Linked DNA regions of Homo sapiens: region 1 is linked to region 2. Evidence: chromatin loops called from intact Hi-C (ENCODE). Cell type or tissue: ascending aorta. All regions are shown on one strand. Each heading gives the region's core, and the rest is flanking DNA. Links, peaks and the distances in the headings are about the cores only.

Evidence for each region. A loop is a pair of places that touch in the nucleus more often than their neighbours do. Peaks named below come from ENCODE experiments on the same cell type or tissue, not always from the same donor. Only the 100,000 strongest peaks of a DNase experiment are listed, where the experiment ranks them.
Region 1: a loop joins it to region 2, with 2.5 times the contacts of the local background. A loop is called at or near these places in 1 of 110 quality-filtered maps.

The regions. Positions count from the first base shown.
Region 1 is chr10:113,494,235-113,499,610 of GRCh38, forward strand. No RefSeq gene overlaps it. Among named protein-coding and RNA genes, the nearest start is that of HABP2, 56 kb to the right of the region's middle. In ascending aorta, for the core only: no CTCF peak of the experiment used is centred there; DNase peaks (open chromatin) are centred at 648, 2,162 and 3,373; H3K4me3 peaks cover 675 bases; H3K27ac peaks cover 982 bases.
Region 2 is chr10:113,049,380-113,054,755 of GRCh38, forward strand. All of the region lies in intron 5 of TCF7L2 (transcription factor 7 like 2), which reads left to right. Among named protein-coding and RNA genes, the nearest start is that of SNORA87, 6.7 kb to the left of the region's middle. RefSeq lists enhancers at 3,588-4,566, 4,567-5,376 and a silencer at 4,531-4,825. In ascending aorta, for the core only: a CTCF peak has its summit at 3,076 (motif pointing left); DNase peaks (open chromatin) are centred at 3,772 and 4,625; H3K4me3 peaks cover 1,026 bases; H3K27ac peaks cover 5,000 bases.

The DNA.
Region 1 (5,376 bases), core at 184-5,183, 440 kb after region 2:
GGCAATCTTGGGTAAATTCTTCACCATCCCTTAGCCTCAATCTCCTGCCTTGTAAAATGGGGTTTATTGACCTTCTCAGGATTGTGGTGGGGAGTAAATGAGATGTGGTATGTGAACGTAGTTTGCATATACCCAGCAGTAAGCAATGTTTTTTCTGCCCTTTCTGAACTCGTGGCTCCTTTGCTTTATGTGAGCAGAGTTGGAGGTGCAGGCCTAGCCCAACGACATAAAGGAAGGTAAACTGAGATGCCAGTCGTCAGCAGCACCCGGTTTTGATACCAGCTCCTCTGGATCTCACTCTTGAGTTCCCTGGTCAACTTTCAAGTGACCTTGAAGGGAGAACTGCATTTCCCGTGCCTCCAGCAGAGTGTTTCCACCACAAGGGAAACATGCCCACCCCTTGTCCCCCAGGGTGGGTTGCGAAGGTTAATGAATTGGTATTTGTGAAGTGCTTTGAGATCTGTGGATGAAAGGCCCTATGAAGTCAAAAGCGTTGGGATGATTATTAAATTGCCTTGCCTGAGGTCAGACAGCGCAGGACTAGGGGAGCTAGAAAGGGAAGACTCGTTTCCTTTCTTCCATTCCCCTGCTGGAACAACTAAGACCGTAACCTGTTCTTGTTAAGATGGGCTGTCCCTCTGTGGGTGGATGTCCTCGGGCCTCACATCCTGTCTCTTTTATTCCCAGCACCCTGGTTAGGACCAGGCTCTGGCTCCTCACCAGCCTGCTCATTGGAATGCCAGACAGCTCCCTCGCTCTTGGGGAGAGCTCTGGTTTGCTGGGTTTTTAGAAGCTCAGGGAAACTGTCGTGTGAGAGACAGACATTTTCACTTGACCGTGAGACCCTTCTTGAGAAAGAAGGGGCAGTTTCTCCTGTGCCAGCTGGACACCAAAACAAAGGAGGAGCTTTGCTGTGGCTGAATTTGGGGGGTTGCATTCTGCACCAACCAGCTCTTTTCTAAACCCCATTTTCTTTTCTCTGTCTCTCTCTCTCTCTCTCTTTTGCTTTCTCCATTCAACCAGCTTGGCAGTTGCAATATTTGTTTTCCAAACATTTCCTCCATACCTTTGTTTTTTCCTTCTCCCACATTGGCTGTTGTATAGACACCTCATTGCTATTCAGACACCTGTCACTTTCAGATGTCAGTGTGGCTGTTGCCACACTGATTAGTTAAGATGAAGAAAAAAATGCAGTGGCATATAAATAAAAACTTAGAGACTGTCACATTGTTTAAAAAGGGCCCACCTCCCAATGCCAGATCTCGGCAGAGCAGCGTCCTTCTCTTTCCTAGGTAACCCAGCTAAGGGGACCACTTATAATGTCTTGTTTTTAGTGATTAAGTGGTTAATGATTTAATGAACTAAAAAAAAATCTCATTTGTTGCTTCCCTTGGACTTGGAAAAAACCTCAAAGAGCTGATTTTCTGTGTACCTCAGTCCAATATTGCTACCTGCTGGGATACGAACACAGTCTCTAAATAAATTGCTAGTGGCCTTAGGCGGGTGGAAGAGTCTCCCTTTGATCCTGCTCGAGCGGATGAAGTCAAATGTTCAATCAATCAATCACGTTCATAACTTGCAGCTACAATCGAGCTGACAACAGCCTATTATTTATTTTTAAAATCATATATTTCATTATTGCAAAACACACAGGCTCTCACGAGGGGGAAAAGACTAAATTATTGATAAGCCATATAGATGACGGAGTTTGTTGTTTCTGACACGCTTGTCACTAACTATTGTCAGGAAGGATTTACTAAGATGTAGAGTCAGGAAAGTTGGCGAGGGATGTACGTCGTGCCAAAGCAGAGATGAGGAGAGGAAACTCTAATGGCCTCTCTCTCTCTTATTGAATTCTTGTAGGTAAAAGGCAGCTGAAGGCAGAACAGGTTTCTATTGCAAAGCAACACTTGAAAAGCCCCCAATTTGATTGCTACAGAGCAGGAGATTTGGTTCTCAAAATAGCCATGCGTTTGGGAAATGAATTTTTGCTGGTGTCTGTGCATTCCTGGAAATAACAATCGTAGCTCTCCAGCATTCCCACATGGGCCAGGGCCAGGCATATTTATTCAATATTGTGTGTTGGGGCGGGGGCGGGGGAGGCGATGTGCAAACGCAGCCTGAAGAAGCTGGCGTGGGGGAGGCCAGCTTTGGTTTCCTCTTGTTTTCGGAGGTGGGAGAAGATGCTCTCCTGCCGTACCTCCGCCAGGCCCCTGAGCTGGCAGGGCGTCTGCAATGGAGGTGTCTTCCCTACAGACCTGCGATTGAACTTCTCTAATGGGTTTAGGGGAAGGAAAAGCAGTCAGAAAACTGCTGACCACTCCTTTCCGTGTGCTTCTCTCTTTTCTGTTTTCTGGGTCACTAGCTGGGGAGGTCGTGGCAAGCTGAGATCTTAAAGCTGCCATTGACCCCCTTGTCTGAACAGTGATGAGTTGGACTGAAAACTCTCCCAGACGCCGCATTGTCACCTGGTTGTCACCTCCACCATAAGAAGGGGGTTGCTCCTGGATTTGCTGGAAGAAAAAGCCCCCTGGTCTAAAGGAACAGGAGATGTTTTGTTAAGGGAACTTAAATGTGCACACAGACAGATCCAATCCTAGAGAACAAGTACCATTAAAATGGAACAAAAACAGCCATGGAACTAAAGATTCCTAACTTCCCCTCCCTCCCCGCCCCCACTGGTACTTCCTGAACTCAAGTACAATGTAAGTAAAATCGAAGCTCCTTTGGAAGTTCAGTGAAAATTTGACTTGCACTCCTAAATTATTCGCTAATTACAAGATGATCTCCCAGTTGCTGGGGTGGGGAGAGACAGTGCTACGTGTATACTCTAGAACTAAAGGTTTCTCAAGGCCAAAGGGCCCTTCAGAATTAATTTTTCCCCCCATTTCATAGATGAGAAAACTAAAAGTCAGAGAAATTGGAATCAGACATCCAGTTAGCAGCAGATAGGGGACCAGACCCGGGGCCTCCAACCCCTTCCCTGAGGTGGAGTCGGACACCATTAACAGAGCTTAGATCAGAAAAGAGGCAATTTGATTCCTTATAGAGTGCTCTGTCTCCCACGTTCTGCTGCCTGCTGGTGGAGTATTCCAGCATGCATTCGTCTGGTTTTAACATACTAACTTCATTCAGAACCCAACCAGAACTCTCACTCAATCACATGTGCTTTCGCAATGCTGACCCCCGACAATGAGTAGGCAAGGGTATTACAGGATTAGGATTTGGAAATAACTTCTGAATCCATAAGAAGACAACTGAACCCCTCTTCTGGGAGTCGGGGGCCCTTGCTCCCAGCTCTGTACTACCACTTCTCTGGTGTGATGGGCTTGGCGGAAGCTGCCCCTTCTGGGCTTCTGTCCAGGAGGTGAGGAGTGGTCGTGACAAAGTCCTTGACCACATTTCAGCCAGGCTCCTCGCCCTCTGCTCAAATATGCATCCACCTCAGCCCCAGTCCTTGCTGGGCCTGCACATCCCAGTTTTAGAGAAAACCCTGCTGAGTTGGTTTAGAGAAAATCTCCCACCCTTGATATCTGTTCATCATAGGCTGGCTTCAGCAAGAATCCTCTTAGTCCATTTAGCAAGAATCTCTCCCAACATTGGATGAATCCCCTTAGCAATTTTCCATCCACTGACTCCACACCTCCACCCCACAAACCTACTCCCTGACTATCAATCTCCACTGGCTCTGTTGCTGTTGTATTCGGTATGGCTCTCATTCCATGCTGAGGTCTCTTTTCCCCTACCCCAACAGGGTTCTGAATAAAATTCATTTTTACCACTTGAATTACTGTCCAGTTCTGATTCTCTTTGACAATCTACACATCCTTCAAGTCAACTTCTAAGTCCAAAATTCTGCATAAAATTCTATATAAAATCCTATTCAGTGATATTTTCCATTCAATTTATTTATTTATTTATTTTTTATTTTTTATTTTTTTTTTTTTTTGAGACGGAGTCTCGCTCTGTCGCCCAGGCCGGACTGCGGACTGCAGTGGCGCAATCTCGGCTCACTGCAAGCTCCGCTTCCCGGGTTCACGCCATTCTCCTGCCTCAGCCTCCCGAGTAGCTGGGACTACAGGCGCCCGCCACTGCGCCCGGCTAATTTTTTGTATTTTTAGTAGAGACGGGGTTTCACCTTGTTAGCCAGGATGGTCTCGATCTCCTGACCTCATGATCCACCCGCCTCGGCCTCCCAAAGAGCTGGGATTACAGGCGTGAGCCACCGCGCCCGGCCTCAATTTATTTTTTGAACATTTTGCCACCTAGGATGGCACGTATGGAAACTGAGTTGACCAAAGCCATTGATGCACCGGAATAAACCATTTCTTACCATCTTCATGATACAGTAGAAATAAATCTTCACAGAAACCAAAAAACAAAGCAAAACAACGACAACAACAAAAACATGGCTTCACTGGAACAAAGAGAGCTGTTGAACTTGGGTGTGGCATGGAATCTGTCTGCACCTCAGTTTCCTCATCTGTTCAATGGGGAAACTGATTTCTTTTCTCCACACCCAGTTGGGGCAGATTGCCATGAGGATCTAAACCCAATGCATAAGTGAGGGGAGGGAAAAAAAGAAGCTTAAAGTGCACCACAGAGGTAGAGCAGGAGCATTATTGGGTGGTGGGAATTTGCTCTAGATGAGAGAGAGCCTGCTGCAAATATAGGATTACATTTTTAATTACCTTCAGATGCCGACCTATGTAAACAGGCCTGTTATGCCTCTTTGGGAGGGGATAGGAGAAACGGATGGGATGGGACTCATTAACTTGCTGGCAATGCTTTTTTTGTGGCAGTTTTAAGGAAAACCTTTAGGAGAGGGAAAAACAGCCGCCTCTGTTCACAGCTGCAATGGCAAAGAGATGCAAAAGAGCCGGTCCTTCTTCCTCTTTCCATCCTTTTCTGTTTTCTGTTCTGGGAGGTGCATTTGTCCACTTACAGCACTTGGCAACTTCTCTTTGGCAATGTTCATAAACGTTGCAGTGCAGGCATTTCCTGTGTGTGGTTTTTTTCCTTTTGAAGCTTGTTTGCTGCACCCTTTGGTGAGAGTTGCACCTCAAGGAGGGCTGGAGTACCTGTATAGTGCTGGATTGTGCAATGCCAGACGGATGGCTTTTTTTTACCCCTGGCAAGATAAGACTCTATGAAGTATGATTTTGTTAATAGTCTCTCTCCCAGTCCTGGTCCTCTTGGGAGCCTCCCATGATTGGTCAGTTGGATGATTATAATGGGCACTAATTATACCTGGAAGCTAAGGTATAGCAGGCCTCACTTACAAAGCCCTTGGTGATAAGGATTTTGGTAAATACAATGAGACGAAAACGACTTAATCTTTCTAAAAGGACAAAAGAATTACTTCTTGAAAAATGA
Region 2 (5,376 bases), core at 229-5,228:
TGGGTGGCATCGTCGATTGCTCTTTTCTTTCATACCCCACATTCAACCCATCAGCCCATCCCACAGGCCCAAGTGTGTCCTCTCTACCTTCAAAGCGTGTGTGGCATCCACCGCTTATCACCACCTCTGCCATTACCACTGGAGTCCAGTGCCATCATCTCTCACTTGGATGTGGCCAGAGTGTCTTTGCTGGTCTCCTTCTTGCTTCCTACCTTTGTAACAGCCTATCATCTATCTCTGGTCTCCATAGCTCACTCCCATACTTTGAGAGGGCCTTTGAAAGCCTTAGACAGATCATATCACAGACCTCTATACTGAAAGTCGGGATAAATTTTATCTCTGGAAAGAGTCCCAAAGCAGCGATGAACAGATATTTTGTCCTGTCACTTGATGAAGAGGTGGGGCTTTGAGACCCAAGAGCTTAGAATGGAGAGCCTAGATGCCACTAAGCCCAGGCACTGGCCATGCTTCGAGTGGAGCTTTTGTGCTGGTGGAGGAGAGATGGCTGGGGGACACCTGTAGGCTGAGCAAGTCCCCGTTCATCAGACCCTGGCTCATCCAGCAGGGCGTGGCTGATGTTTTCAATGTTGTATCCTGAGTGGGACCCAGATGCTTCCCAACTGTGCCACATCTGAGCCCTGCATGCCATCTGTCCAGTTGCAGCCTGACTGCAATGTGAGGCTGCTGAAGAGCTCTGGATGGTGTGAAGCAATCTGTTTTCTAGCCCGAGCCTGCATAGCTGGTGGATCCTGGACCGTGATTAAGTGCATCACCTAGGCTTCAATGAGATGGAGTCACTGTGTGTCCAAACAGTGGGATAAAGGCTTTACTCTTTGTCTTCCTGCTCTGAGGGCACAAGCTGCTTGTTTCTCTCACAAGGACACCGTCTGTGTTGCTCAGGTGCTGGGGTGAAAAAAACAGCAAGCATTTGAAAAGGCTGAAGAAGGAAAGAAAGCTGAGAGCGGTACAGCCTTGGGGACTGAGCCATCCCATTGTCCCAGAGGTGGGGGTGTTATCAAGACCTGTTTTTGAGCCATACCTCTGACTCTTCCTGGAAAGTTAGACCCAACTCAAGAACACACTAAGAGAAGTGTTTCCCCCTAGCCCTTTCAGATTGAAAGGAGACGCCAACCTTGATGGGTGGAGGTAGAAAATAAAGTCCCAAAACAGTGTCTTGTAAGCGAAGGGGAACATGGCTGGGCAGAGGGCTTCTGGTGAAACTTTTGGGAGTATTCAGTTGGAACTCAGGAAAAAAAAATTGTTTTTTTGGAAAGAGGTAGCAGCCCCCTTCAGCCAAAGCTCATAAATGAAGGAATGTCTGAGACTCAGAATTACAGTGACCAAGGCAAGACATTGTCAAAGGCTGAATAAGTGAGTTTGACTGACAGAGGCCATCTCCATTTTTAGTATATGGCCAAGCATCTTTCCCACAGTCTTCCTTGAGCCCCTTCCCATCCCACTTCTGAAAAGCACTGAGTTGGCCATTATTATGCTTTTTTCTTAAATTATGAAGTTGTTTTCAGGTATTGAGAATAACACCCAGGTGCTGAACTCCCAGCATAAGAAATCAAACATTCAAAATGGAGTAAGGTTCTGAAGCTGACATCTGTCTCTACACATTTTTTTTTTTCTGATAATGGCATTTCCTATCTCCACCCTCACTCTTTTTGTTGTGGTGAACTACACTTCCCTTGTTCCACTCGGTTCTGTTGCACATGTGATTAGGCAAGGGGCAGATATGTGATATTTATTATGAGTCTTTTCCACGCAGAGAGGATCTAAATCTGGCTCTTTGCAATTGCCTTCATACATGTGCATACACACCACACACACACACACACACACACACACACACACACACACAGACACATACATATGCACACACCCCGACTCAATGGAGGACCCTCATTTGTAGAAGGGTAAAATGGGTGAGGCGGAAATGCCTGTATGGCACCATGGAGTTCTGTGTAGCCAGTTCTAATCCTGGGCTATTTGGTAAGGAATGAAGTTGGAGATAGTCTTCTGTCCCTTACAACCAAAGGAATTCTAACTAATAGTTTGCCAAGTTTTATGTTTATAATAAAAAATGACATGCTTTTTCTTTTGGATTTTTAATGCTTTTGAATTAAAAATGCTAGAACATGAACTGATTCTTCTATCGCTATTTAGATAGAGCCTTGCAAGAGCAGAGCACGCATGCTTTCTTTAAGAACAGGTTGGTTTGTGGTCGTCTGAGGACTGTTTTAAGGAGACTTATTATACACAATCATCCCCCACAAATGATTTCTAAAGAGAGGCTGGTATGAAAGAAGGAGTTTCCATGATTCTGTCCTGTGGTTCTGGGGAATTCTGAAAATGAACTTTAGATATTTTTGTGAAATTCTTATTTTCATATTTTTGGTATCTCAGAGTTTTCTTTTCTGGCTTCTGTTTAACATACTCTTCTTTGCCCTAAATCTCTCTTATTTTTGCTCCTTGGGACAACTGAAGAATCCTTAGATAATTAATAGTATGAAATACTGCCCTTTTAGTTGAAAAATGTCACAATAATGTAATAAGATAAATAAGGAGGTGTCGCTTTAACCTGTATCGTGTAGTCTCCTCTACTTACTAACACTTACTTGTATTACTAGAAGCATTATTTTTTAAATCATGGAAAATTGGTGGCAAGCTGAGCATACAGTTGTTTATTTCTGTTTGACTGATTATTACAACTTCATTATTTGATGAAGGTTCTGTACGTTTTCCTTTAAGACACATAGAAATTGTGAGAAGATCCTGCAGCCCCGAAAGGCTACAGTGTTGATCCAAGGACTCTGAGCCGAGTGCAGGGTTTGTACTTGGACCTGCAGGCTGGGTGGCGTCTGTGGGAGCAGTGTGTTGAGAGAGATTCTGAGGCTGTATGTGTCAGGGCCTCCAGGGGAAGGATGCATTGATGGATTAATTTCTGCCAAGGCTGAAAGAGGAGAGAGTAAGAGGCTGTAGAGGTGTCACAGCTGTCATTGCTGTTTTAGGCAGTCAAGCTTTTGGGAAAGTGTCAGAAATTGAGCCCCCTACTGGATCTATCGGAGCCCTGTCAAATGTCCATTTAGATGTCCTGGTGAACAAAAGTTCTCTGACTCACCATTTAAAAACTTGTTCCAAATGAAATTATGGGAGAAAGGAACATTTTTCATCCGAACCCAGAATGAGGATGTACCCAAGGAAAAGGACGTAGGCTCAGGAGCTGGACTGTGGCTCAGCTGGCCTGATGTATCCCACTTTGTTCCTCCCATGGCTGGGATGTCTCTTTGCTCTCCATGACCCATGTATCTTGAGGACATGACACATGGACCAAGCTTGAACTGCGGATTCATTTTTATGCATTCTACCTGTGAATGATTGCAGCGGATCTAGTCGTATTTCTGAGAGTTACTCAAACTGGACTTCAGCAGTGAACTCTACAGTTCTCTTTTCCTCCCACCTTTCTATTAGACATTGCATGATACAAAAATCAAGATATTTCTAAGAGGGTGATAACTTCAATGTTATCTAAACTTTTAATTTGGAAGAAGAGGGGTTCTTTGTTCTTTTTAAAAAGATACAAACGAACTTCTTTATCTGATTCTTTTTTTGGTGCAAACCCATGATGCCTTCTTCCTGATTCATCTGCTACACTGTGAGTTCAAGCCTGGCGTGGGACACAGGCACAGCTCTCATGCCAACGATCTCATGGTTAAGTTTTGGAACATAATTTGAAAAATGTAACCCATTGAGAGGCAGTAAGGACATACGGTGAGCTAGTGCGTGTTTGGACGTCTGTGTGGAATAAGTGAGTGGGTAGAGAGGACATTTGTCAAGGAGCGGGAGGGCGGGCCATTGGCTTGGGGGAAATGGGCTGAGACTCTAGGGGTGGCCAGCACCGCATACGGAGGCCAGCAGGGTTGGGCTTGGCTAAGTGCTGTGGTGTCTGGATGCCTATGTGAGTTTCCTCCAGAAGTTTTCAGTTGGCAAAGTAGAACCTGCTGGATATGTAGCAAGGGTGTGGATTGTCGGGATCCTGCTGGGCGCAGGCGTGTGATACCAGAGGTCAGAACAGAAGCTGAGGGATGAGGCTTTGGGAGCTTTTTGTCATGCACTGTCCTGGAGCCTCAGTTACTACAAAGTCTGCAAATGATAGACCGGAGCTTTGGTTCTGCCTGATGCTAGCTCCCCTGTTCCTGATTTTTCTTTTCAATATTAGACTTAATCCCAGAATTCACATGTTGAAAGAAAACTTAGAGGTCTAGTGACATAAAAGCCTCATTTTGATCGTTACAGAACTGATGCCTTGAGAAATGGAGAGAGAAGTACACGATCATGGTAATACTGGATGTTCACTGAGCACTCACTAGCTCCAGGCCTTTTCTAAGTAATTTATGAAGTTGTCAGGTTTAATCCTCACAACGCCCTTATGAATGAGCTATTGTTATTATCCCGATTTGGCAGATGAGGAAACTGAGGCTTGAGGGGAGGATGACGTACTCAAGGTCACACAGCTGGGAGGCGGCAAGCTGGAAGTTGAACCCAAGGAGTCTCACATCGGAGCCAGGACTCTCACCCTTCAGTGTTATGCTGCCTTAATCAGGCACACATACAGGCGGGGAGAGGCAGGTTTCCGGACACCAGACTAGGCTGGTGCCGGTCAGGCTACACCAGGGAACCTGGAGGCCTGTCATTCTTTTGTGATGCTGTTAGTTCCTGTTGAGGAAGTGAGGCTTTGTGGGTTCCCAGGAGGAAAAGGTATGAACTCATGGCAAAAGAAAGGAACCAAAAAAGGGAGATTTGCATCACAATGAGCCTTCTATTCATCCTAAATTATACCTCCTTTTATACCATGTGTGTCTGCAAACTTGTGGGTAAATCACAAATCTTTCTGGTAAGTTACAATGGATGGAAGGTTTTTGCATTTCTCTCAAATCACCAACCATTTAATGCTATGTGTAGTCACTCCCTAATCTATCTTTTGTATAAATTTGGATCTTTGAGTATTGGGGTTTTCCATGATGTTTGGCAGTTCCCCTTAGGGTGTCTATCTCAAAGTTTGTCACACTGACAAGCTTTGGGGAGAGAAGTTAGAGGTGGGCTTCCCTGTTTTTAGTGGCTGTGTCTGATTGTTCTGTCTGTTCTCCAGGACAGGAGAGATTGATTGCTTTCTAGCTTTTTTTAAAATTAAAACAACAACAACAAAAAAATACAGAAAGGTACAAAGGATAACAAACACATTCATGTACCTGCCACCTAAAATAACAATTACTAATCTTTTCACCCTCCTAGCCCATGATCTTCCCTCCCAGGCTGTTATTAATATGAAAACCGAGTTCAGGTTTTTATACTTTTCGACATCTATTTATATTA